Regions from separate parts of the Homo sapiens genome. Here region 2 is linked to region 1. A link is an interaction called in ENCODE POLR2A ChIA-PET data of the cell type or tissue named here. Cell type or tissue: OCI-LY7. All regions are shown on one strand. Links, peaks and the distances in the headings refer to the core of each region. The heading gives the core; the rest is flanking DNA.

The links. ChIA-PET counts read pairs that join two places held together with the same protein. Peaks named below come from ENCODE experiments on the same cell type or tissue, not always from the same donor. Only the 100,000 strongest peaks of a DNase experiment are listed, where the experiment ranks them.
Region 2: POLR2A ChIA-PET joins it to region 1 with 6 read pairs; 3 of 35 experiments call an interaction of 5 or more read pairs at or near these places.

The regions. Positions count from the first base shown.
Region 1 is chr10:96,293,681-96,305,895 of GRCh38, forward strand. DNTT (DNA nucleotidylexotransferase) reads left to right here and starts at 10,754. Exons shown (of 11, transcript NM_004088.4): 1 at 10,754-11,020. The coding sequence starts at 10,818. In OCI-LY7, for the core only: no CTCF peak of the experiment used is centred there; a DNase peak (open chromatin) is centred at 5,911; H3K4me3 peaks cover 1,219 bases; H3K27ac peaks cover 1,753 bases.
Region 2 is chr10:96,353,290-96,365,504 of GRCh38, forward strand. It overlaps OPALIN (oligodendrocytic myelin paranodal and inner loop protein), which reads right to left and starts at 5,713. Exons shown (of 6, transcript NM_033207.5): 1 at 5,605-5,713; 2 at 1,966-2,001. The coding sequence starts at 5,607. It overlaps TLL2 (tolloid like 2), which reads right to left. Exons shown (of 21, transcript NM_012465.4): 21 at 11,319-12,215. In OCI-LY7, for the core only: no CTCF peak of the experiment used is centred there; no DNase peak of the experiment used is centred there.

The sequences.
Region 1 (12,215 bases), core at 3,378-8,377:
AACACGCCAGGTGCAGCCCACTGTTGGCTGCACTCTTAAGTCCTAGTTTTCTCTGCCTTGGTCTACAGTGCGTGAATGTGCATATCCACATATGCACATGCAAATGGATGTATGCATGTGTATATTCATAAACTCATGTTTCAGGGTCCAAAATCCCTCACCTTTCCTTATGTATACAGAGAAAATGTGAGCTTTGTTATTTTGTCTATAGAAGAGCTGATTTACTTTCTTCTTGCTGGGATGTGGGAAAAGAACTAAAGCTTAGTTCCATCTTGCCATTTCAGTCCAATCCAATAGTTTTAACTGTCCCATCAGATAATTCAGTTTTCTCTGCTTTGATAACTTCAGGAAATGTAATATCTTTCAAAGTTCTGTCCCTTCCCTTCAAGGTGGTATCCGGGTACATGGGAGACGCATGTGGCTATTTGTCTTTGTGGCATTGTAGAACACTGTCTCATGGGTTGGCTGGTGAAGTGGAGCTGGTACTCAACAGGGAGGAAATACCTTCCAATGCCCTGCTTTCTGCCATCTGGCAAGGGCTTGGTGGTGCAAGTTTGAGTTGTCCAGACTATAAAGGAAAATGCCTCACCAATTAAAAGTAGTTGTTTAATTTAACAAACCCAAATATCAATAGAGAGTAGGGAAGGAGTCTATGCCTCTCTATCTTTTTAGCTTTACATGAAGGAGGACAACTGGAGTTATCCATCTCAGCCGTGCTCAACAAATATTCTAAACCAGTGGTTTTTCAAGGTCGGTGGCACAGGAGGATAACTATGGAGTTTGTAAAAAACATGAATACTCACCCCCACCCCCACCCTTTGGGATTCAGATTCTATTAGTGTGCAATGGAGCCTGTTCACTGATATTTTAAAAACTCAGGTAGTTTATTGTGTAGCCAGGGTTGTGAACCAAAGTTCTACACAGAGAACAAATATTTATGTAACAATGTATTCATGTAACAGGCAAACTGGGTTTTTGTTTGTTTGTTTTTGCTTTGTATCCATTGCTCTGGGCTGAATGTTTGTTTCATCCACAAATTCACATGTTTTTGCCTTAATCCCCCATTTGAGATTAGGTGTATTTGGAGTTATACCTTTGGGAGTAATTAGGACATGAGTGTGGAGCCCTCCTGAACGGGATTAGTGCCCTTAAAGGAGGAAACACGAGAGAGATGATCTCGTTCCCCACCATGTGAGGATACAGCAAGAAGGTGGCCATCTGCAAACCAGAGCTAGTGCCCTCACCAGGAAACTTTTCAGCTGGCACCTTGATGTTGGATTTCCCAGACTCTAGAATGGAGAGAAATAAACTTCTCTGGTAATTTTGTTACAGCATCCTGAAGTGACTAAGACACCCTGGTGATCTGGGAGACTCCAATGTGTGGAATTTACCTAGTTTTCCTCTAAGAGCTGCCAGCCTCCTCTTGGATTTTCCTGGCACTCTTCCCCTTCTCTCCCTGTGCCCTCCTCCTAAGTTATCTAAGGCAAACCTCTTCCTCCAGTAGAAGTTCTTTCTGTTGGACACTCTTCTGCCCTTTCTAATAGAGCTGAGATTTACTAGTAGTACATAGGTTTACTTCCGCTGAGAATAAGTAATCTGCTCTCTCAGAAGCTTTGGAAAGGAGCTAGGCCCTTTTTCACCAAGTTAAAACATTTCAGTTAAATATAATCACACCATTTAGCACCTAATTATAAACTATTACCTCCACAATTTAAAAATATTGAATATGAGATTTTGTTATTTTTAAAAAGTAAACAATTACTCACAGAGCTTTATAAAAAAAGATTACTATGTTGAAAGTGAGTCCCTACTTCCCCCTACCCCCATCAAATTATTCTCTCTGAGAAACACACGTTTAAAATAAATCTCAAATTCGTTGCATTGAGAGCTGAGTTTGGTACCAAATTCACGATGTGACATTGTTTCTGCTGGGCCGTTGAACCCCTTTTTCCTCCCAGGTGGTGATGAAAGACTTTCACTTCCTGGCAAAGAATAAGAGAGGGTTTTGGCTGCATCCCCAGCAAAACCAGCTTTAGATAAATGGTTTGGCACAAACACTTGTGGGCCTGAGCTCTCCCCTTCTATGCATTAGGGGTGTGTCACTGACAGAATTCTCACTGGTCTCTCTGGATGGAAGAGGAATGGTGTTCACAGCCTATACTTTGGGCTGTCATCTATGTACAAAGACATGTGCTAAGCCCTCTAAGACATACAAAGAAGGTTACACTCTAAATGGGAAGACGAGCCATACTTGTCTACATAAAGGAAGGTGGTCAGGGGCAGAAGGTAATTGAAACAGGGTAAGTATCAACAATGTGTTATTAAGGTGAGTTCCCAGGAAGCCAGCCCTGAGATGGGAATTTGTGTGCAGAAGTCTATTGGGGATGCCCTTGGGATCATCATCTATGGGAGCATGAAGGAGGAGATTGGGCAGAGAAAGAGTTGAACCACTATTTGATTGTAGTACAGATCTCAGCCAATCTAATAGGATGCTCTAGAGTTAGGCTGGCCCTTCAGAGTTGTCACCCCTTGAAATGAGATGACCTGACCTTTGTAACCTTCCCCCGATCATTGACCAATAAGTGGAGGGGTCTGTCCTTAGGCAAGTGTCTCTCTTTGTCAGTGAGCCATCAGCTCTGCCATTGTCAGTAGCAAAAGGAATGGTGACTCCATCCTGAAGGGGTCTCTGGGCAGCTCACCACAGCATCCACTACAGAGGGAGATCTGTGACCTTGAAGATAAATGTGTTTTTGGTTGTTGCTGTTTTGCTTTTTTTTCTTTGAGATGGAGTCTTGCTCTGTTGCTCAGGCTGGAGTACAGCAGTGTGATCTCGGCTCAGTGCAAGGTCTGCCTCCCAGGTTCAAGTGATTCTCCTGCCTCAGCCTCCTGAGTAGCTGAGATTACAGGTGTGTGCCACTATGCTCAGCTAATTTTTGTATTTTTAGTAGAGACAGGGTTTCACCATGTAGGTCAGGCTGGTCTCAAACTCCTGACCTCAGTTGATCCTCCTGCCTCGGCCTCCCAAAGTGCTGGGATTACAGGTGTGAGCCACTGTGCCTGGGCCAAGGATAAATGTTTATAGCACGAGGGAAAAAGGTACATTAGTAAGGCACTGGGAGTAACTGGGGAATCTGAAGCGTATTGTTATGATCAGTCTCTACTTGCTATTCATTTCACTCTGATAAGACCATCTCAATCCCCTAGTGTTATAAACACTACAAATACTACTATAGCATAAAATGTCCTCCATAAGATCCAGTAAAGAATAGCTGAAATATTTAGCTGACTCTTTTCAAACCATAAAGGTCAAACACATTTCAAGTTTAGTTTAATTCTATTTTACAGTTTTGGTTTTATAACCCAAAACTATTGTTTTCCAATTCACTGTCTAAATAATTGTGAGATTCTGTCTGTCTCTCTCTTTATTTATTTATTTATGAAATCAGATCTGGCTCTGTTGCCCAGGCTGGAGTGCAATGGCACAGTCATGGCTCATTATAGCCTCAACCTTCTGGGTTCAAGCAATCCTCCTGCTTCAGCCTTCTGAGTAGCTGCGAAGACAGGCGTGCACCACCACACTCAACTAATTTTTTTACTTTTATTTTTGTAGAGATGGAGTCCTGTTTTGTTGCCCAGGCTGGTCTCAAACTCCTGGTCTCAAATGATCCTCCTACCTCAGCCTCTCAAAATGCTGGGATTATAGGCATGAGCCTGGCCTCAATTTTTTTTTAAGGTAGTCTTTTTTTTTTCCAGTAGTTTTTGGGGAACAAGTGGTGTTTGGTTACATGGATAAGTTGTTTAGGTGTGATTTCTGAGACTTTGATGTACCCATCCTCTCTCCTTTTACAATGATTTCTTTATGATGTGCCTCCTTGGTCTGGCACATTTATGCCTGTTTCCATCGCTACCATCATTAGTTTCTTTCAGATCTTTGCTAAAATGTCACCTCCTCAATAAAGCCTAATTGGATAATCTTAGACTGCCATCCCAACCCTGGCATACGCTGTCCCCTTTATTTCTCTCTACAGCATTTATCACCATCTGGCCTGCTTGAGATTCTTGAATAATTTTATTTATTGTCTGTTTCCTTCTAGTAACAGACAAGTATGTAAATCCCATGAGGCAGGGGTTGTTTTATTCACTCTGTATTATTAATGCCTAGAAGTGCCTGGCACATAGTAGGCACACAGTCAATATGCATTGAATGAATGAATGGTCCCAGCTGAGGCTTCCACGGTTCTCTTCTGGCCATTTGCAATAGTGACCCAGCTGGAGTAGCAGCTTCAGCTCTCTGCACCTTCCAGGAATCCCGTTTTGGACCACGGGATATACACATCACTGCAGGGCTGCCTTCTGTGGCCCTGCCTCGGGCCTGCCACTGTCCTGCTCAGAAGCTCCCATGACTTCTTAGTGCCAACTCAGGCTCTGGGTGGTCTCTGAGGTCTGCTCCAAACCTAACTTCTCTCCTTTTCTCCCATCTGCTCAAATCCTTCCAGCCCTCCTGGCCCCCGACAGGCTCCCTCTCATGTGAATGCCCTTCCTGCCACCCTTTCCTGCCCTCCTCTGAATTCCTCCAGCAGATGAGTGTAAGGGGGCAAGTTAAACATCTTCCAGGGCCTTCTGAAGAATGTGAGGATAAATGGTAAAGCATTTCACAAAGCCTAACATCTTTAGAGATGACTATTATTGCCAGTATGTCATGATAGTATTATTGTATCATAAACTTCTCAATTCAGTAATAGATGTCTGGAAGGTTGAAGCTAAAGCATCAAGCCACATTCTCCAGTTTACCAGTAATAAAGCTGATCTTGTGACTCTGGTCACAGTGGTGTGCTGGAGTCAGCTGCTGCCAGCTCACAAGAACCCATGGCTAAATGTTCTGGAACTCTGCGAGCCGACTGCTAAACATTCACATGCACCCCACTGCCAACTGACCCATGCTTGTTTTGCAGTCAGTTCATAAGCTGCAGGAGAGAAAGATGTGTTTAACTGCTTACCTTAGAGACGTTATCAGTCAAGAAAAAGAATTAAAAGGATCTGGTGACAGAAGTGAAGGAACAGTTTGGGGAGTGATGATGAGTAGTTCTGTTTCAGGCATTTTGAATAATATTTTTCAGTGGAATGTAAACGGGCCTGGTGCTGAAGAGAGAGAAATGGGCTAGAGATAAAGATTTGGAAGTTATGGGATATTGGCAGGACTGGAGGATTTTACCCCCGGATACCCAGGAGCCATGGCCCCAACCACTGATCCACAGCACAACGTCTATCATCTCACTCAGGCTCTGTTCTCATTCTCTCCAGTGGCCCCAAGTCATATCTTATTATAATTGTCTCCTGATTCCTTCCCTTCTTTCTCCCTCCTCAATTCACCCCATTCATTATTGCCTGATTAATTTCCCTAAGGCACCATTTTGATCACCTTCTGTGTTTGCTTAAACACCTTCAGCAGCTCCTAACTCTTTGCAAATAAAATCCCAACTGTCCTATTCAAATTTGTCCTTGAGGCAAATCCCTGTACTTTCTCCCCTCCATGCCTGATATTCATGCTGTCACCCATAATTTTGTATACAGTTAAGTTTAATAAACATTTTGGAATAAAGACTAGAAGTCACAAATAAGCTGCTGTTGTCCATCAGTTCCATTGTTCTAACTATCACTTCTCATGTTGTAGATGAAGGTGAACCCCTGTTATAACTAAAATATAGAAATTTCTTGTACTTGTTAGGCACCCAACATATATAGCTACCAAATGCTTCTTAATGGCAAGAAACAAATTTTCCAAGGTTTATTTTTCATTCAAGACACTCTACACATGCTCCTGGCAAGGCAGTTCTAAGCTCCAGAAGACACTTGCTGCCAAGAACCAAACACAGCTGTTCAGGCAACAGAGGAAGCTGGTGCTCGGTGAAAAACCAAACCAAAACAAAACCCTGCCCGCACATTTGAGGATGGCACAGGTCCCAGATCTACACCTTGAAACGAATAGAAGATACAAGATATTTGATATAAAAGAAAATGAAAGTGCCGGAAACAGAAGTTTTCTCTCTCAAACTGACTTCCTCCAACGTGCACAGAGAATAACAACAGGACTCCTAAGGATAAAAATAGTGTTTGCTGATGGGAAGAGGGCTACTTCTCCACTGAACCATGGAAAACCTAAAATCCTCCCCATTGTTTCCTGCCCCATACACTTGTACTCAATAAAGATCTCTAAGAATGATCATGTGGAGACTAAATATTACCCAAAATGGAAAAAATTTAAAAACAATCCCGAACTAAGGGGAGAAGTGGCTGCCTGGGAGCATCAGCATGGAAACCAGTGAGCAGCTGTGTTCTTTGTTTCCTCATAGCCATCATCACCTGAACAGGCAGGAGCATTGGTCACATCTGCCAGCATCATGGGAGTGGCAGCATGAAAGGGAGGACAGAACAGTGGCCCAGCTCCCATGTGGACCAGGCAGGCAGTTGTCATGCTATCTTATTCATCACTTACAATGTGAAGAAGTTGGCACTATGACTGCTATTTTACATGTTGGAAACTGCGAACCCCCCATGGGGTAAGGGAATGGCCCAAGCTCATACATCTGGTAAGTAGCAGGTGGTTCAGGCTTGTGTAGCTCCTGAGGCACCAATACTTCCAGTTGCATTCAAAAGGGTGCTGTAGGTGTTCTACAAAACAAACAAAGAAAAGGTAAGCATGTTGAGAATACAGTGGGCGAACACAGTTTATTACAAACCTTTAATGTTCTAACACACATTGTATAGAGTTTCTCTGGTTTCCCTACACTTAATTCACTGCAGAATTTTTGTTTTGCCTGGAACACTTCATGGGACCAGTGTTCCCATAAATCATTGCAGGACACCCCTCTGGTCTCATTAGAGTCTTAGGTCTGTTTTATTTTTTTGTCTTGTTTTGTTTTCTTTTTTGAGACAGGGTCTCACTCTGTTACCCAGGCTGGAGAGCAGTGGCATGGACAGGGCTCTTTGCAGCCCCGATCTACTGGGCTCAAGTGATCCTCCTGTGTCAGCTCTTCCTAAGCGGGCTGGCACCACTTTTGGAAGAGTCTAGGGAAAGCAAAAGACCATTGGGAAGGATTGTGACAGGATTACCTACAAAGTATATGGGAACACAGGGAAGGGAAGGGGGAACAAGGAGAAACCTGCACTATTACAATAGCAATGGACAGTTCTTGGAACTTGCATGCCAGTGGTCTTTGAAGTGCTTTAGTCCTCATAGCCACCTGTAAGATAGAAATCATTCTAACCCCCATTGCAGAGATAAGGGAAATAAAGCAAAGAAAGGTTAGGTTTTGAATTCAGGTAGTCTGGCTCCTAACACCTGTATTCTATTTGTTCATATTGAAGAGTCTTAAATGGAGCAGAATTCTCCACCAAGTAGCATAAACAAATAAACTTTTGTTAAGACACTGAGATTTGGAGATTATTGACCAATCTAGTAGATCAAGGAGAGTGCTCAACATCTGATGCAAAGAGCTTCAGAAAATCATAGTATAGTAAGAAGAAATCAATTCCTGCTATTGGCAGCAATGCCAAAGAGCATAAGAGAACTCTGTATAGTGTTTTATTATTTTCAAGGCACTTCATGAGCACGATTTAATTTAGTTCCTGAGAAGGCGATGAGACATCTGTGCTCTCAGACCTTATTTCACACCTCCCTTCACCACAGGGGATTGGTTTAACAGACATTAATTGCTGAAAAAGCAAAAAGAGGACATTGAGGTAACTCAGAGAAAGAAACTGCAAGAAGCACACTACACCACTGGGCTGGAGCAACAAAGGGATGGAGCTGGGATTGTTGAAAACTGGAAGTTTGGAGCAGGGCTCCCATGGAGCTGGAACACAGATCTTTAATAAGGAAGTGCTGCCTGTCGTCCCTGGTGCCATAGAATTTCATAGGGAAACCTCTGCAGAGCTGGGGCTCAGACTTTTGAGGAGATGTCACCTAAGTGGTATTGATACCTCTGAAGGGTACAGTAAGACTGGGTCTGGTTGTGCAGAAAAGAAAAAAAGAAAAAGAAAAAAGCTAAAGACTAGAACCAATCACTGCTGTCTGAGTAGAGAACCATTACTGCGAAGACCCTGACCTTTGTAGCAGCAAGCAAACAAAAAAGGTCACCTCTTTCCTCTTATCTAGACTTTCAGTCTCCCTCTGGTATCACCATTGGCAGAGCCTGACATAAAGTCAGCTGGCAAATGAGAAAGAGAATTTGCTCAGTCCCAGCCTCAACCTCATGGAATCCATCAGAAAAAAGGTAGATTTGCAGCTGAGAGATGATAGCCTGATAACCAGACAGGCATCAGTACATTTGAAATTTTTGTTGGTAATGTTTTCAATACCAGTGACTCAAAGCAAATTAAAATGTGACATTGTTTAATATGATATTTTGATGATTTAGTAGTTTCACAAAACATATATATCCGATTTCAGATTGAACTGGAATGTCTCTAAAAACAAAACATAAATTACTACGAACTGACATTTATTGAAAGTGCTACCTTTGTGTCAAGCACTCTGCCCAGCAGGTTATGTGGGCTATCTCAGTCCTCATTTTACAGATGGGGTAAAGCTGAGGCTTAAAGAAGTTAAGCAACTTGCTTTGAAGCTTCAGAGCAATAGAGACAGAATTTTTATGGGCAGCCTGACGAAGCCTGAGCTGTTAGCCACATCTCAGTACTACCTCCCCATTCCCTTTACTGCTTAGGTGGTGCACCTTTACTATTAGGTGGCTATACCTTGGGAACGAACACAACAATCCCAGACTCTTGCTAGAATCATTTACTTAACTCCCTGCTGCAGCACCATTTGGTAGCTAAGACTGCATTCTAACATGAAGCATTCAGCTCTTCAGTAACCAAACACATAATAGTGAGGGTCAAAATAGACTCTCATCTTCCAGTTGATCTCTAGCAAACAGTCATAGCATCCGGGAATTTCAGGGCTGCATTATAGGCCCTTACCAGATGTCTGAATTCCCTTCTGTTACAGCTCAATAAACAGTTATCCAGCATCTGTTTGAATACTTTTCATGACTTGTAACACACAACTGTATAAAGCTGCTCTCTGTATATTTTTAGACAGCTGAGTTACTAAACAGGTCTTACTTGCGGAGAACTGGAATCTATTACTCTACAATTTCCACCTGAAGATTTCTGATTTTGCTTTCTTGAGCAACACAGAGTGCTTTACCCATGCCTTAAGGCAGCTGTCACATGACTCTTCCCCTAATACGGTTGTGAGGTGCTCACGTGTTTTGGAGATAGCAAAAGTCTCAAATAATATGGCACAGACGGCCAGCCATGGTGGCTCACACCTGTAATCCCAGCACTCTGAGAGGCCGAGGTGGGCCGATCACCTGAGGTCAGGAGTTCAAGACCAGCCTGACCAACATGGTGAAACCCCATCTCTACTAAAAATACAAAAATTAGCCAGGCGTGGTGGCGTGCGCCTGTAATCCCAGCTATTCAGGAGGCTGAGGTAGCAGGATCGCTTGAACCCAGGAGGTGGAGGTTGCAGTGAGCTGAGATTGTGTCACTGCACTCTAGCCTGGGCAATAAGAGCGAAACTCCATCTCCAAAAAAAAAAAAAAGGACAAAGGGTGAGCAGAGCTCAGATTGGTTATTGGAGAAGACAATACAGAGGAAGGCTCCTTGGTGGTTAAGAGTAGTCTTTTAAAATCAGACAGATCTGAGTCCAAATCCTAGCTCAATCATTTCTCAGTTGTGAAAATTCAGTAGCTCTGTGACCTTGGGCAAATTGTTTAGCCAAATGAGAAAGGTAGGACCACCTGACAGTGGTATTGTGAGGATCCTGTCAGCTAAGGCTGGTAGGTGCTTGCCTTGGCCGTGTAGTAGCTGCTCAGGAAATGAGATCTATAGAGTGTATTGGTGAAAGACAAATTTAATTTTGCACATAAAGTTATGAAAATGTCTCCTTATGGCAGTGGTTATCATCTAAAAGTCATACCATCCCACTGAAGAAGACCTATTTTAGGGTTTATAACAGACTACTCTCTGGACAACCTTAATCCACTTAAAAAACTAATATATGCATACAGCATTTGGAATCCAAAGAACTGAATTCAAGATATGGCTTGGCCCCTTATTCTGTGATCTTGAATAACTGAGCCTTGGTTCTCTTGCTTATAAAATGTACCTATGTAAGTGAACAGGTGGTAATACCCACCATGAAATACTATGGAGCAGTTAGAAGCAACAGAGCAATTAGAATACGGATCTGGAAAACATAGTTCCAAGTGAAATAAAAAGGTGATTGGCAAAATGAGAAATGTAACAATGCCATTTATGTAAAGTCAAAACAACCACAAGCAGAATATAACACCCATGCAAATAACAGACATCCAGTACAGTGTAATGATTGTCTACAAAAGGAGGAGAATGCAAGTGAGTTGGGAGGTTTAAAGGGGATCAATAAATAAAGACCACAGAAGGGCCTCAGTACATTTAGAAATAAATAACATGCAAACAATGATGCTTCCCTACCTTCCTCACGAGGTTACTCTGAGGAGCTAATGAGATTGTGCGTATGAAAACAAAAGTTAATTGACTGTCTTCATTATGATCTCCATATTGGACAAATGAACTGAACAGAGATAAAAATTCCCCATCACACTTTGGCAGGAAGCTGTTGCCAGGGCAGCACCTGTGAAGCCCTGGCCTGGCTTCAGAGTCTGCTGGTGAGATGACATCAAAACCCTTCGTGTAGGAGGGTGGCAGTCTCCCTCCCTTCTGGAGACACCACCAGATGGGCCAGCCAGAGGCAGCAGCAGCCTCTTCCCATGGATCCACCACGAGCGTCCCACTTGAGCCCTCGGAAGAAGAGACCCCGGCAGACGGGTGCCTTGATGGCCTCCTCTCCTCAAGACATCAAATTTCAAGATTTGGTCGTCTTCATTTTGGAGAAGAAAATGGGAACCACCCGCAGAGCGTTCCTCATGGAGCTGGCCCGCAGGAAAGGGTTCAGGGTTGAAAATGAGCTCAGGTAGGACAGCATCGATCTTGCTTTGTAAATAAGCAGAGGCTTTGTGAACAGCTTCTTGGGAACCCAAGGAACCTGTGTTTTCTTCCACATGTGGAAGAGGTGATCTTCCCACTGGGAGAACAGCAGATTTGAAATCAAAGAACAACTAGTTAAGGAAAACGAGATAAGTGGGGACTGAATACAATTATATTGAAACTAGTTGACACCAAAAGATGAGATAAATTTTTTGTTTTTTGCTTTTCACTCCTATGAGATGTGTTATTTAGGGATGATAAGCAGAACACTAATTGGAAAATTTAATGCTGAACCACTCAATTCTATTCTTGACCAATTTGAACAAAGTATCACTGGGTTCAACAAAAAAGTTTTGGCTACTTTGATGCAGAAAGATGATTTGGTTGCTTGGTTCTTACCTATACATCTGGGCGTGCTAAGGCAGCTAGCATCTGTGGTGGGCGAGGATGACTAGCCAGCTTACCACAGGCACCCAGATGTGGCCTTGACCACATTTTTCCAAAGAGTGGTCCTAGTGGGGTTCTTAGAAAGAGAGATGCTAGGTAAAGATGTATTCACTGTTAAGACAGCTCTGTCCAGGGATGACAGACATCACACTGAGTGAGATGTAATCAGAGCCCAGGCAAGGAGGCGATAGAAGCATTTGGACCACCTAGATTGGTTCACTCACTAATCCACTCACCTTGAACAGCAATTATTCTTGTTGTTTTTCTAACTTCTGTGTAAGCTCTTCACTGATCTCAAATAGATGAAGAGAAAACAAGCAAAATCCAGAAACAAATGGTATTAGAACCTTGACATAAGTGATGGTTCTGGATTAAACTGTTAAGGGGCTTGCAATGAAGGAGTAATGATTTATGCAGTTGACCGCTTTGACTGTGCAAGAAATAAATTGACCACAAATTTTCAGGCAAAACTATAAAAATTTTATGTGAAAGGACATTTTGATTGTATAAATAGTCTTTGATATTTGAAAATAAAACTGACAAGCATGTCATGCAGAAGAAATGTCAGCTTCCAAGTGTTGAGGAGACATATTTCAAAAGTCAATTTTCAGATATGTTAATGTTCGCAACACCCTGATTCATATGACATTGACTTTTCATTCATTTTTTGCTAAAATGCCCCATTCAGAAATTCCTGAATTTCCTATGGCCCTTCTTCCACCTGATTTCTCTTT
Region 2 (12,215 bases), core at 3,736-8,735, 60 kb after region 1:
GCCAGCAGGGAGCCCTGTTCCAAACTTCCCGCAGAGAGGGATCCAGGTGCCCACCTCTGTCCCACTTCCCAGGGCACTGGCATTCCCAGGCTACCCAGCTGCACTGAAGTGGAAGGGTTATGCAGTAGAAATGTGACTTCCAGGCAGGATGACCTACCATCCGCATTGTCCAGAGAGCTGCCCAGGACTTTCAGTGCTAAAAACAGACAACACCAGGCAAAGCAAAATGGTTGGTTGCTCTACACGGGATCAAAGGGGTGAAGAGACAGTTCTCAGAGAAATGAGCTGTTAACCAAGAGAGTACTCCAAAGGGTGATGACTGGCCACATAAGGGCTCTCTTCCACCCCATTCACCCCCACTCCCCAAGAAATGGCTTCTTGCTTCTCTGCATTCTCTTGATGTGATGGGCCAAGATAACACAGAACCTGGAGTGTCTATGGACCTGCTGGGTTCCAACAGCCAGGGGAAAGTTCCAGCAGTGATTGAAGGAAAAGGTTTTGACAGGAAAAAGAGGAAGAATTAGGGAATTTGCCTGAAACCAACAGGCAGAAGCTGAAGCAGGGAAGCAGAGCAAGTTGGGGAGGTTCAGAAGTGCCCCCCACCAGAGGCTGGAGCAGGTGCCAATGTATTCAGTTCACAGAGGTCTGGGCAGACAGTGGTGGGCACCACAGGTCCAGCAATAAGTCACAATGTTCTAACTTTATGCTACTCTCTAGAACTATGCCCCCATGTTTCAGTAAAATGAGCACTGGCTTAGGAGTCCTCTTACGAGTAAGATTCAGTTTATTCTCTTTGAATAACCAGACAACTTATCAGAAAAATGTGGCACAGCCAAGCCCACTAAAAAACTGGGCCAGAAAAATGCCTTGCTCAACCATAGTAGTGCTACTGATCAGATAACAACCTTGGCTCTTAGTGTTATCTATATGCAATGTGCAAACAGAAGACGGAGGATCAGCTGTGGATTGAAACTCTAACATCGACAATTGAAAACCTCAATTTTGACTTGCAACTAAATGCCATAATCAAGAGCCATAAAATGTTCATTCTTGTTGACCCAATCATTCCCATTTTAGAATACATACAAGGAAATTATCTTAAATGCAGATAAGGATTCTCTAAAATGCCATGTATCACAAAGTTATTCCTAATGATAGTTAATCAACTGAAGAAATAATTAACTTGAAAAAATATTATGCGATCATAATATGATCACATGATTATGTGATTAACCATATAACAGTTATGGTTATAAAGACTAGTGGAAAACATTTAGATATAAAATTATATGTAGAGTAAGAAAACAATAGTACAAAGGCAACAAAAGTCAAAATTTATGTAACGCCAAACAGGACAGGAAGGGTTACACCAGTTTTCTGCTGATGAGAGTTTAGGTGTTTTATTGTTGTTGTTGTTTTCCTATTTTCCTTTTCAAAATGTGTATTTATAAGTTTTATAATGGAAATAAATTCTCTCAGCATCTCTCAACTATTCCTCAGTGCGTTTTGAAAGTTTATGTAAATGGCCGGGCACGGTGGCTCACACCTATAATCCCAGCACTTTGGGAGGCTGAGGTGGGCGGATCACCTGAGGTCAGGAGTTTGAGACCAGCCTGGCCAACATGGCAAAACCCTGTCTCTACTAAAAAGTGCAAAAATTAGCCGGATATGGTGGTGCACACCTGTAATCCCAGCTACTCAGGAGGCTGAGGCAGGAGAATCGCTTGAACCCAGGAGGTGGAAGTTGCAGTGAGTCGAGATCATGCCACTGCACTCCAGCCTGGGTGACAGAGCAAGACCTTGTCTCAAAAAAAAAAAAAAAAAAAAAAAAAAAAAAAAAAAAAAAAGAAAGTCTGTGTAACTTATCACCGTGTGTGAGGGGTTTATGTGAGTTCTGGAGACCTACTGTAAATTCTGCACTGGTCTTCTCTGCGTTGCCTGGTGAATGGGGGCTGCTGTACTTACTGTGTTCGCCGGCAGGGTGAAGTTCAGTGAAAAACTCTGCAAGATAGAAGTAAACATTAAAGCTCCCAGGGATGGTCAGCAAGCTCCTTCCTCACTTCCTCAAACTCACTGACCCTGGTGGATTCCGAGAGGTCATTGATCCTATAGACTCAGCCAGCCCCCATCGTCCTGCACAGTCTTGGCCCCAAAAGAAGGAAGGGGAGGCAAGGAGCCTGTCATGAGTTCCTCCCTCAGCATCAAGTCAGTCTTGCCACCGCCCCCAACCAGGTCCTCGACCAGGATCAGATGAAGAGGCAGCCTGCAAGGCTATTGTCTGAGGGGTCCCATTCACAAGGGCAGCAAACACATGACTAGAAATTCAGCAAAAGGCTAAAATTATGTTTATTCCCTCTAGAACTCCTTTGAGACAGAAAACTGTTGAATTTAGAAGTATTTTGTGTTTTCTCCTTGGAGTAGAAGGTAAGACCCCCAAAGGGCATGGTCTAACAAGAACACCTGATCCTTACCCGGGGAAGGCAAGGCTTCTGTTTTTGCTACAACTGAGGCAGAGGTTCTAGGTTGCTGGAGCTGAAGTGGCCAGGAGGACAGGGGAACAGCAAACCCTTCTCTTTCCTCCCCTCACTTAGTAGATGGTCTCACCTCTCCCGCAAATATGGAGTCCAAATTTAAAGATCGTGGGCTCAGTGGAGCACCAAGTAGCCTGCCCAGGGCCTCAGGTGGCTCCTTTCTCCTCCCTGTCCCTAGCCCCTGTTACTCTAGCCTTTCCAGGCTGCTCCTTACCAAGTCCTTTCCCTACCTAGATTGGAATGATGGGTGGACCTGTTCTGACTCAGCCAGTGAAACTATTTTCCCCTCTTTCCCTGGGTGGAAGTGGTCTTGTTCCCACTTTCTGGACTCTCAGCCCCTTGGGTCCAGCCACCCTGGATTAATACCTCCTGGCTGGGCCCTCCTTCAGCCTCGGTCTCCCTGACCCCCAGATATTTCCCTGGGCTTGGTCTACACCACAGCTTCCCGTCTTTCCAGCATCCCAAGACCAGATTCTGTCATTGTAGAAACAATGCATTCATTAAGTTTTAAAATTAAATGTTATCCAACAATAGGAAAGTTGTGAAACATTAAAGAATCCAAAAGAATCATGTTTCACACCTGAATTACCTGAAAGATCATCTCTCTCAAAACCCTCATTTTCCAGCAGAGGAAACTGAAACCCAGGGACTTATCAGAAATCACCTCATGGACAAATGAGAACAGTTGGAGCCACATAGACCAGCCAATGGGCCGCAGTCTATGTGACTCAACCCCAACCCGAAAGATGGTAACAGAGGATCTCATCCCAACAGAAGCAAACTGACAAAACACCTATTTCAGCTGACTTACTGATGGATTGGAATTCAGATGGGTTAATGAACAAGAAAATCTTTTGTGAACCAGAAGTGTTTTAAGCACCTAGAATGTGTAAGTCCCCCTAGCTTTTGCCCCAAATATTATGTCCTTCAATCAACGTGGCCCTGCTCAACTAGCACGCTTCAGTGGTGCCTCTGCTCACTTCTCCCCCTCTTGGCAATAGGACACCCGCATTTTATAGAGAATAACCAAGCCTCAAGAATTTGAACAGGTTTCCCAAGTCCAAACAACTACTTAGCTGTCACCAGAACCTGAGTGTCCCGGTGACAACCTCTTTCCACCACTCTGCAAGGCTTCCAAGCAACTCCAGTAGTCTCTGTGGATGAATCAGAGCACCCAGGCTGACAGCACTGTGCACCTCTGCTTCTGGGATGACGGTGGAACACAGGGACGTCTGGGCCTCTTAGGTCAGGGTCCTCTTGCTCAAGGGACCTAACCACTGCTCTTCACGCTAGCACCAGACCAACACGTGCTGCAAGGACACTGGATGGTCGCTGCACTGAATGCAGCTGCCCAGAGCTTTATCTCATCAGTGGGCACTGAGGACTGATGTCAGCAGCCCTAAGACAAAGCTTCCTTTGGGAGGACAGTAGAAGAGGGGGTGCAGCAACAAGTGGGCCATTGCATGTGTTGTTTATCAACATTCGGATGACGGAGATTTTGGCCAATTTCAGAAAGACACTCATATTTTGTAGAAACACAGTACAGTGCTCTCATGGAGAGAAAAACATCGCACAAATTAGGGTGGAGAAGAATCTGATGCAGTGCCCTTCAGAGACACAGCTGAGTGGGATGATGCAACCCTGAGCTTGGAGCCACCTGATCTAAATTCGAGCCCACACTTAGCCACTTAGGAGCTGTGTAGTCTTGGATAAGTCACTCAAACCCTCTGGTCTCCATTTTCTCACAACAAATCTATTCTCCAAGGCTCAGTTTTCCCATTCTCAAAATGGGATACTATTAACTTGCCTTGCCCACTTCACAAGGGAATACCGTAATGTCATCTGTGGCAGCTCCTTTCTCCCAAACTGTAAAACACCCTCTGTGTTTTAGGGATCACGTGGTAGCATATTCTTTATGGCCTGGCCAGCACAGAGCTAAGGATAGGAAAGTTCTTGTGGAATGGAATTGCAAGCATGAGTTAGTGATAGTCAAAGTACTAGAATTGGATACAATGCAATTATTGCTTACTGCTAGTCTGAGCACTATGCAGTATCTACACAATGATTCTGAAGGCATTTTGGGATCTCAGTGGCTGAACGTCCTTCATTATAAGTTTGCAGTTTGTGAGAGGAAGGAGGAAGAGACAGGATAAAAACTTACTGCTGTTGAAGGTGTGCTGGGTATAAGACCCCATACTCACAACCTCCCCATGAAGGGAGCACTATTATTCCTATATTATACCTGTGGAAACTGAGACCAAGATAGGTTTTTGCTCACCAGCTTTTAAGTGGTAGAGATCAGGTTAGATCACAGATCTCCCTAACTCCACAGACTGAGCTCTACTCCTTTTAACAATGCTTTTTGTAAAAAAAAAAAAAAAAAAAAAAAAAAAAAATTCCACAAGAAAGTGAGATTACACAATATTCTTCTTTTTGTGTCTGGCTTATTTCACTTAGCATAATGTTCTCCAGGTCCAAATAGGACAAACATGGCAAATGGCAGGGTCTCCTCCTATTCTAAAGCTAATATTCAGTTGTATATATACATATAAACCACAGTCCCTTTATCCATTCATCCACTGATGGACACCTAGGCTGTTTCCATAATTCTTTAGTAAATCACAGAACCCTCTTGTTTTCTCTTCTAACTTAGCAAACTTCATTTGATTGAGTCACAACAAAATATTTATCACAAGTAAACAAGAAAGATGGAAAATTTCTGATCAATGATGACCATCCATGTTGCTGATGATGGAACAAAAAGCCAGATTAAACAAGTAAGACAGATAAAATCGTTGATTAGATCCATTGCTTCAACTAGAAAGGGAACATAGGTGAAACATCTACTCTGTACTCTTGTATGTGGGGTTTTAAAAACAAACCTTAATACCAAAATGAAAGACAAGATCAGCAAATATTAGGTGAGAAGTTTAAAAAATTATTGGTATTTTGCATATAGGAAAATAATTTAAAATAAAGTCCCTTTACTTCATTGTACATTTAATTGAATTTGGAGGTTTTTTATAGTAAGAAATGAAAGTTCGATTGAGAAGAGATGCCAGCTTTCACTCACCATTTCTGACAGTCTCCCAGGAACCTTCTTCGTACACTGCCTTTGGTAAGCTCCTTTCTCACTGGCTTTATTGGCTTGTGTCTTTCATTTGTAGGAACAGTTAACTGACAAAGCTGCAGAGGCAGGCTGAGAGGTGGCTCCAAGAGAACCCTGGCCAAGCCATTTATGGTCAGGGGAGTAGCCAAGCCCTCAGTCCATCCCTCGGGAAAGATGGGCTGCTGCTGCATGGCCGACGTGTATGGCCTGGTTCACCCACCCTCTTTGCCTTGATTTTCTGTCCTTACTTTTCAGGCTGCTTTCTTGGCTATACCTCCATCTCAGCAAAGAAGCCACAGCTGGCCTGAGAGCTTGGGGGCTTCTGCAGCCTGCAGCCCTTTGGAAACAATGGGTTACATGAGGCTGAGGCTGGCCACTCCATCCCCAGCTGACGGGAGTCCACATTAACCATGTTACTGATAATGATGGAGTCATTGTGTTACATGGACAACAGCATGGACATTCGGGATGTCTGGAGGAGGGGTGGGGGCCCATTCTGTTGCAGGAGTCACACTGCTGGGGGCTCCAGCTGCTGCAAGGTGCTGCACTCAGTGGCCAATGAGCTGCCTGGTGTGAGTTCAGCCTCACCCCCTCTCTGTTTTTGTATTTTGGGTGGGAAGCTCTCTAGACCTGGAGGAAGCCATGGACTTGGGCTGCTTTATAACTTACAATTTCCCTGTTAGGGATTTGCCTCTTTAAAATGGTGAATGAGTTGCTAATAAAACAACAGAATTAAACCAATAATTTGGCCATTGAAATGAAAACCACTGTGAGAGGAGCAGATAGGAGTGTAAGGAGAGAGCGACTCAAGTGACAGAGGAGGCCGTTGTTTAGATGACTCTGGGAGATGGCACTGAAGCTGTGCGTGAAAGATGAGAAGAGGGCAGACATGTGAAGGGTTGAGGGAGGAGAGTCCCAGGCAGAAGCCACAGCAAATGCTAAGCCCTGTAAGCTTGGTGCACTCCCAGAGCAGGCAGGAGGCCGGTTGGCTGGAACAACATAAACCAGGGAGTCACCCGGGAAGGGGCTAAGGACGGAGTGAGTTTGAGCCCTTTTGATGTGACATGGGAGGGCATGGTAAGATTTTCATCCTTAGATGAAACCTTTTCCAAGGGTTTTTCAGTGGGAGAGATGCATGATGTAATTGCTGGTGACGAGGATTGCTAGGGCTTCTCTGTGGAGCCAAGATTACAGGGGAAGAGAGTGGAAGCAGGTGGCTGGCTAGTGGAGTCCAGGTGAGCGATGAAGGTGGCTGCTGTAGGAAGACAGCAGTGAATGATTGTGCTCTCTACTGTGGAGGTGGAGCCACTGGGATTAAATGATGAAAAAAATATGGGGCGGGGAAGGGCGAGGTGAGGGAAAGAGAAGAATAAAGCCAACTCCTGGGTTTGAGGCTTGACTAACAAAAATGGAGATGCTATTAGCTTAGGCAGGTAATACTGGAGAAACAGATTGCCCTTACACCTGAGTAGCCTAGGGGCTGTCCAAGTGTGGGTGCCAAGTAGGCGACTGGATAAAGGGGATCTGGGGCTGAAGACATCCGTTTGGGAGTGGCCGGCCTGTGGATGGTTTTAAAGCCCCCGGTGTGCATGAGCAGGTAGACAGGGCAGAGGGCCAGGACAGCTGCCAGGGGTTCACAGACATTTAGCAGCCTGGAAGAGGGGGTGTCACTAGCAAGGAGAGTTGAGTGAGGCAGGAAAATCAGATAAGTTCGGGGGTCACAGGAAAGAAATTTGATTCAAGAAGGGGAGTAGATGTTGGTTAATTGTATCAACTGCTGCTGAGAGGTAGCCTCCGAAGAGGTCAGAAGAGCCTTCTGATTCCCAGTATCGGGGTTGCTGGTGGCCTTGACAAGAGCAGTTTAGTGGCACAGTGGAGACCAGATTGCCTTTAATCAGGTGGTTTTTCCATCCTGGTTGCATACCTGAATTACCTAGGGAGTGGTAGGGGGCTGGTTATAAAAACTCTTGATGCCTAGAACCTGCCCCCAGAGACTCTGACTTGATTGATCAGAGTGAGGCAGGGGCATCCCCAGGGGACGCTAACGAGCAGTCAGGGGTGACAGCTGCTGTTCTAATCAGTTCTTAGACTGTGGTAATCAGCCACCTGCAACATGGCCGACACTGATGCTATCCTAAACAAGACCAATGAGGCCTCTGCCTTGTGGGCTTCCAGTTTCCAAGACTCCACAGTGACAGCCTAAACTGAACCTACTGGTGACAACATGGTCTAGAGAGACCTCTGTTTAGAGCCACAGCTGCCCTACTGGAAGCTGCATGGTCTTAGGCAAGTGAAATAACTTCTTCCAGTCTGAGTCTTTTAATCTACAAAGCAGGGATGATACAATTTATGCAATTAGACTACTTGAATCAGCACAGCTCGTACAAATGATGCTTTTAATTTTCCTTGACTGGCGTAGAATCAACCTGGACCATAGAATTCCAGTTTATGGCCCCAGCACTCTCTGGCAAGGCTGTTTGTGGATGGGGAGGGCCACTGAGGTCCTTTTTGGCACTTTTGTTTGCTGTGCATCCACTGATCCATAACTCTGCCTTCTGATGGACACATTATCTCTTTAGAAGAATTGTTGACATCTTCAGGCAATTGGTACCCCTGCCTAAGTGTCCATCAGTCATGACTGCCCAGTCACAAGCATCAAAACCAGACTCTGCTTAATTTTTTGAAAAGGAAAATTTGGCCGGGCACAGTGGCTCACGCCTGTAATCCCAACACTTTGAGAGGCCTAGGCGGGTGGATCACCTGAGGTCAGGAGTTCGAGAACAGCCTGGCCAACATGGCGAAACCCCATCTCTACTAAAAATACAAAAATTATCTGGGCATGGTGGCACATGCCTGTAATCCCAGCTACTCGGGAGGCTGAGGCAGGAGAATCGCTTGAACCTGGGAGGCGGAGGTTGCAGTGAGCCAAGATCATGCCATTGCACTCCAGCCTGGGCGACAGAGCAAGACTCCATCTCAAAATACAATACAATACAATACAATACAATACAATACAATACAGTACAGTACAGTACAGTACAGTACAGTACAATACAATACAATACAATACAATACAATACAATACAATACAATACAATACAATACAGAAAAGGAGAACTTACTGACTGAGTATAGTGGAGCTCTCAGAAAGGACAGAGGGCTAGAGAACCAGGCTCTGGAAGGACAGAGTGAGGTTGCTCCCAAACCTTCAGCAGCAGCAACTCCCAGACGGTCTTTCAGAGGTGTCCTTCCAGGGAAACTGAGCTCCAAAATATCTCAGCCCTTTTGCCTCTCTGATCAGGACTCCAGTCCCAGGAAGAGGATTTGGTTGGTCTGGCTTGGTTCATATGGCCAAGGATGATGTACCACCTGGCTAACAGTCCCCCCAGTGAGGGTCCCTCCAATGGAAGAAGAGGTGGTTCTGCAAAATGAATTTGGCATTGTTACCTAAAGGAGAAGGAATGGATGAAGTGAGTAAGCTCTCCTTCTTTGGAAGTCGGGCCTGAGAATCATCTCCTTAGAAACCATAGATGGAATGCCCTTAGTGGGTGAAAGATTGGGGCCACCAACTCTGAGAATCTCGGATCATTTATATTTTGTCACCATTTAAATTTGTACAAGCCCAATCACATGGATGGTCTTCCCTGTAACAACCGGTCAGCTTAAAAAACTGGACCATTCTAAATGACAGGTGGCTGTCTTAGTCCATTTGGGACGCTAAAACAGAGCACCACAGACTGAGTGGCTTATAAGCAACAGAAAGTTATTTATCACAGTTCTGGGGGCTGGGAAGTCCAAGATCAAGGTGCCAGGAGATTCAGTGTCTGGTGAGGGCCTGCTTCCTGGTTCCTAGGCAGCTGTCCTCTCTCTGTGTCCTCACGTGGAGGCTGAGGGATCTCTCTGGAGCCTCATAACCTAATTACGTCCCAAAGCCCCCGCCTCTCAATACTATTACATGAGGGGCTGGGATTTCAATACATGAATTTTGTGGGTATACAAACATTGTTGCAGTGGCCTTGTTCTAATTTTTAGAAATCTTTATCTAAAATGTTAATAATAAGGTAGGGATAAAGTGAAATTTTAGAACAAACAGAAGAATTATAGTCATTTTCCTATCTACAAATGTCACATGTGAGAGTCATTACTGCTGCCCACCAATGTTGCTAGTTTGCCTTGTTCTTGTCATGAAGTTAAGGACATCCATGTGACTTGCTGTGATCAATGAAATGAGTAGAAGTAATATATCATTTCCAGGTAGTTTTAAGAGCCAGTGTGTCATGTGCCACCCTTTCTTTCCCTGTATTATAAAACCCAGCAATGTTCTGATGCTGCTGCTTCATCAGCCTGGTCCTGACTGAGGATGATATGGAAGAGTTTCCAGATGACCAGAAATGAATGTGTAGTGTGGACAAGAAATAAATCTTATATAAAGCCCCTGAGATTTGGGGGATAGTTGTTGCAGCATAAGCTAGCCCATGCTGACTGATATACCAGCATTCATGCCCTTGCACCACTGGGACTCACCGTTAGCTATAGAAGATAAACCTTGCTGAAGATCTATAGCCTGCTTTCTTTCTTTCTGTCTGTCTTTCTTTCTGTCTTTCTTCTCTTTCTTTCCTTTCTTTCTTTCTTCCTTTCTTTCTCCTTTTTTGTTCTTTCTTCTTTCATTCTTTCTTTTTCTTTGTCTCTTTTTCTCTTTCTTTCTTTTTCTCTCTTTTTCTATCATCTATCTATCTACCTATCTACCTATATCATCTATTTATCATCTATCAATTATTTATCTATCAACTCTATGTAATTGGTGACTGCAAATGGGCAGAAAAGTCAAAATCTTGAGACTATGTATAGCACAAAACAACTGCATGTGTTAAAGGATTTTGCACTGAGAGCAATCTGAGTGCTTCTAAAAACACAGTTGTATAATTACCGTTCTGTAATATAACCCACAAAACTCCAAACATACCCCAAAGCCTCTTCATCTAATCAACCTGAAGAGGGTGTCCCTTATCAGATGGAGTCCCTGTCTTTGTGTTAGAAATAACCCTGTATCAGTCAGGTTCCCTGCAGGAGACAAGTAATGTACACTCATTACTACATTTGAAAAGTGTTTATTAAAATGACTACCTATAAAGGTTTCCCTTGAGGGAAGTGCAGTACCCCAAGGTTAGACAAGCAGGGTGTCATTACCACCCCTAAGCCTGAAGTGGAAAGTGGAAGGAGGAACTTCCAGGGCCCCCAGTGGGGAGGCCTGGAACACTCCCAGTAGTGTTCACCTACTGGGAGCCATAACCTTCAGTCTCGGGTGTCAGATGTAGTCCTCAGACAAATGTCCAGATAGAGGAGGGTGGCGATGGGAGCTGAGGGGCAAATGGAAGATGTCTACCACATCTGGATGGTTTCGGCAGCAGACATCTTCACAATTAGGTTGTAAGATTTTCAGCTTGTTTTGGTGTAAGAAAGGGAACAAATTTGAAAGCCATCTTTAGCTTTGCTCATGACTTTCTGGGTCCATTAGTGAACTCTGTTCTGGAGTACTTGGATACTAACCAGAGAGTGGAAGGCTGTAGAGAAGGGCCCCCTTTTAGTACTCTCTCCCAAGCTCTTGTGATATTGGAGAAAATTAGCACTAAAAGGACCCATCTGGTCTGAATTAGCAATACAAACCCAAGACACATCAATAAATCCACATTCTTTAATGAAACCATCCGTTCTAGGTAGAGACATATGTTAGGTCCTCTCCACTTTCTCTTTGAAACTGACATCATTTCATGAAATGTAAAATTACACAAAATAAAAAATACCCATATGTTTACATATAATACTTTAAACAATTTTCCTTTTTAAAAATAAAATTTTAGGCATTTGGTATTACTCTTCAGAAGTTCGGTCTACAAAAGAAACTTTAAAAACATCTGCTAAAGCCAAGGGAACATTTGTTCACAAATGGAACGCTAACAATACCAATCTGAAAGCTATCAAAGGGACCCAATCAATAGAAAATCTCAATGTGAATTTGCTAGTTAGCAGGATTTTACAAATTATTTAAATCAGCTGAGCAATTCATGAGTGATATGAAACTTTACAGCAGGGGTGTCCCATCTTTTGGCTTCCCTGGGCCACATTGGAAGAAGAATTATCTTGGGCCACACATAAAATACACTAACGATAGCTGACGAGAAAAAAAAAAATCACAGAAAGAATCTTACAATGTTTTTTAAAAAGTTTACGAATTTGTGTCGGGCCATATTCAAAGCCGTCCTGGGCCAAGGGTTGGACAAGCTTGCTTTAGAGAGAAATTGTAAAGTAGAAATAAAAAGGAAACTTCACCTTACAGGTAAATACCTCTAAATATTTACCTTAGAGGAAAATAGAGGGAATAGTGGATCAATGAACAGCCTCTCTTTCTCTGTTTGAAGAAATTCCACTGGCTAAAGTTAATTCCAGATTTTTTCCTGCCCTGCAATCCAGGCTTAGCTTTTGCTAGACCGGGTTACACCAGAACGGAGCCAGGCTAAAAACCCAGACCCCAAATCCTTCATTAGCCTGTTGTCCTAAGACAATTCTCTGAACTAAAA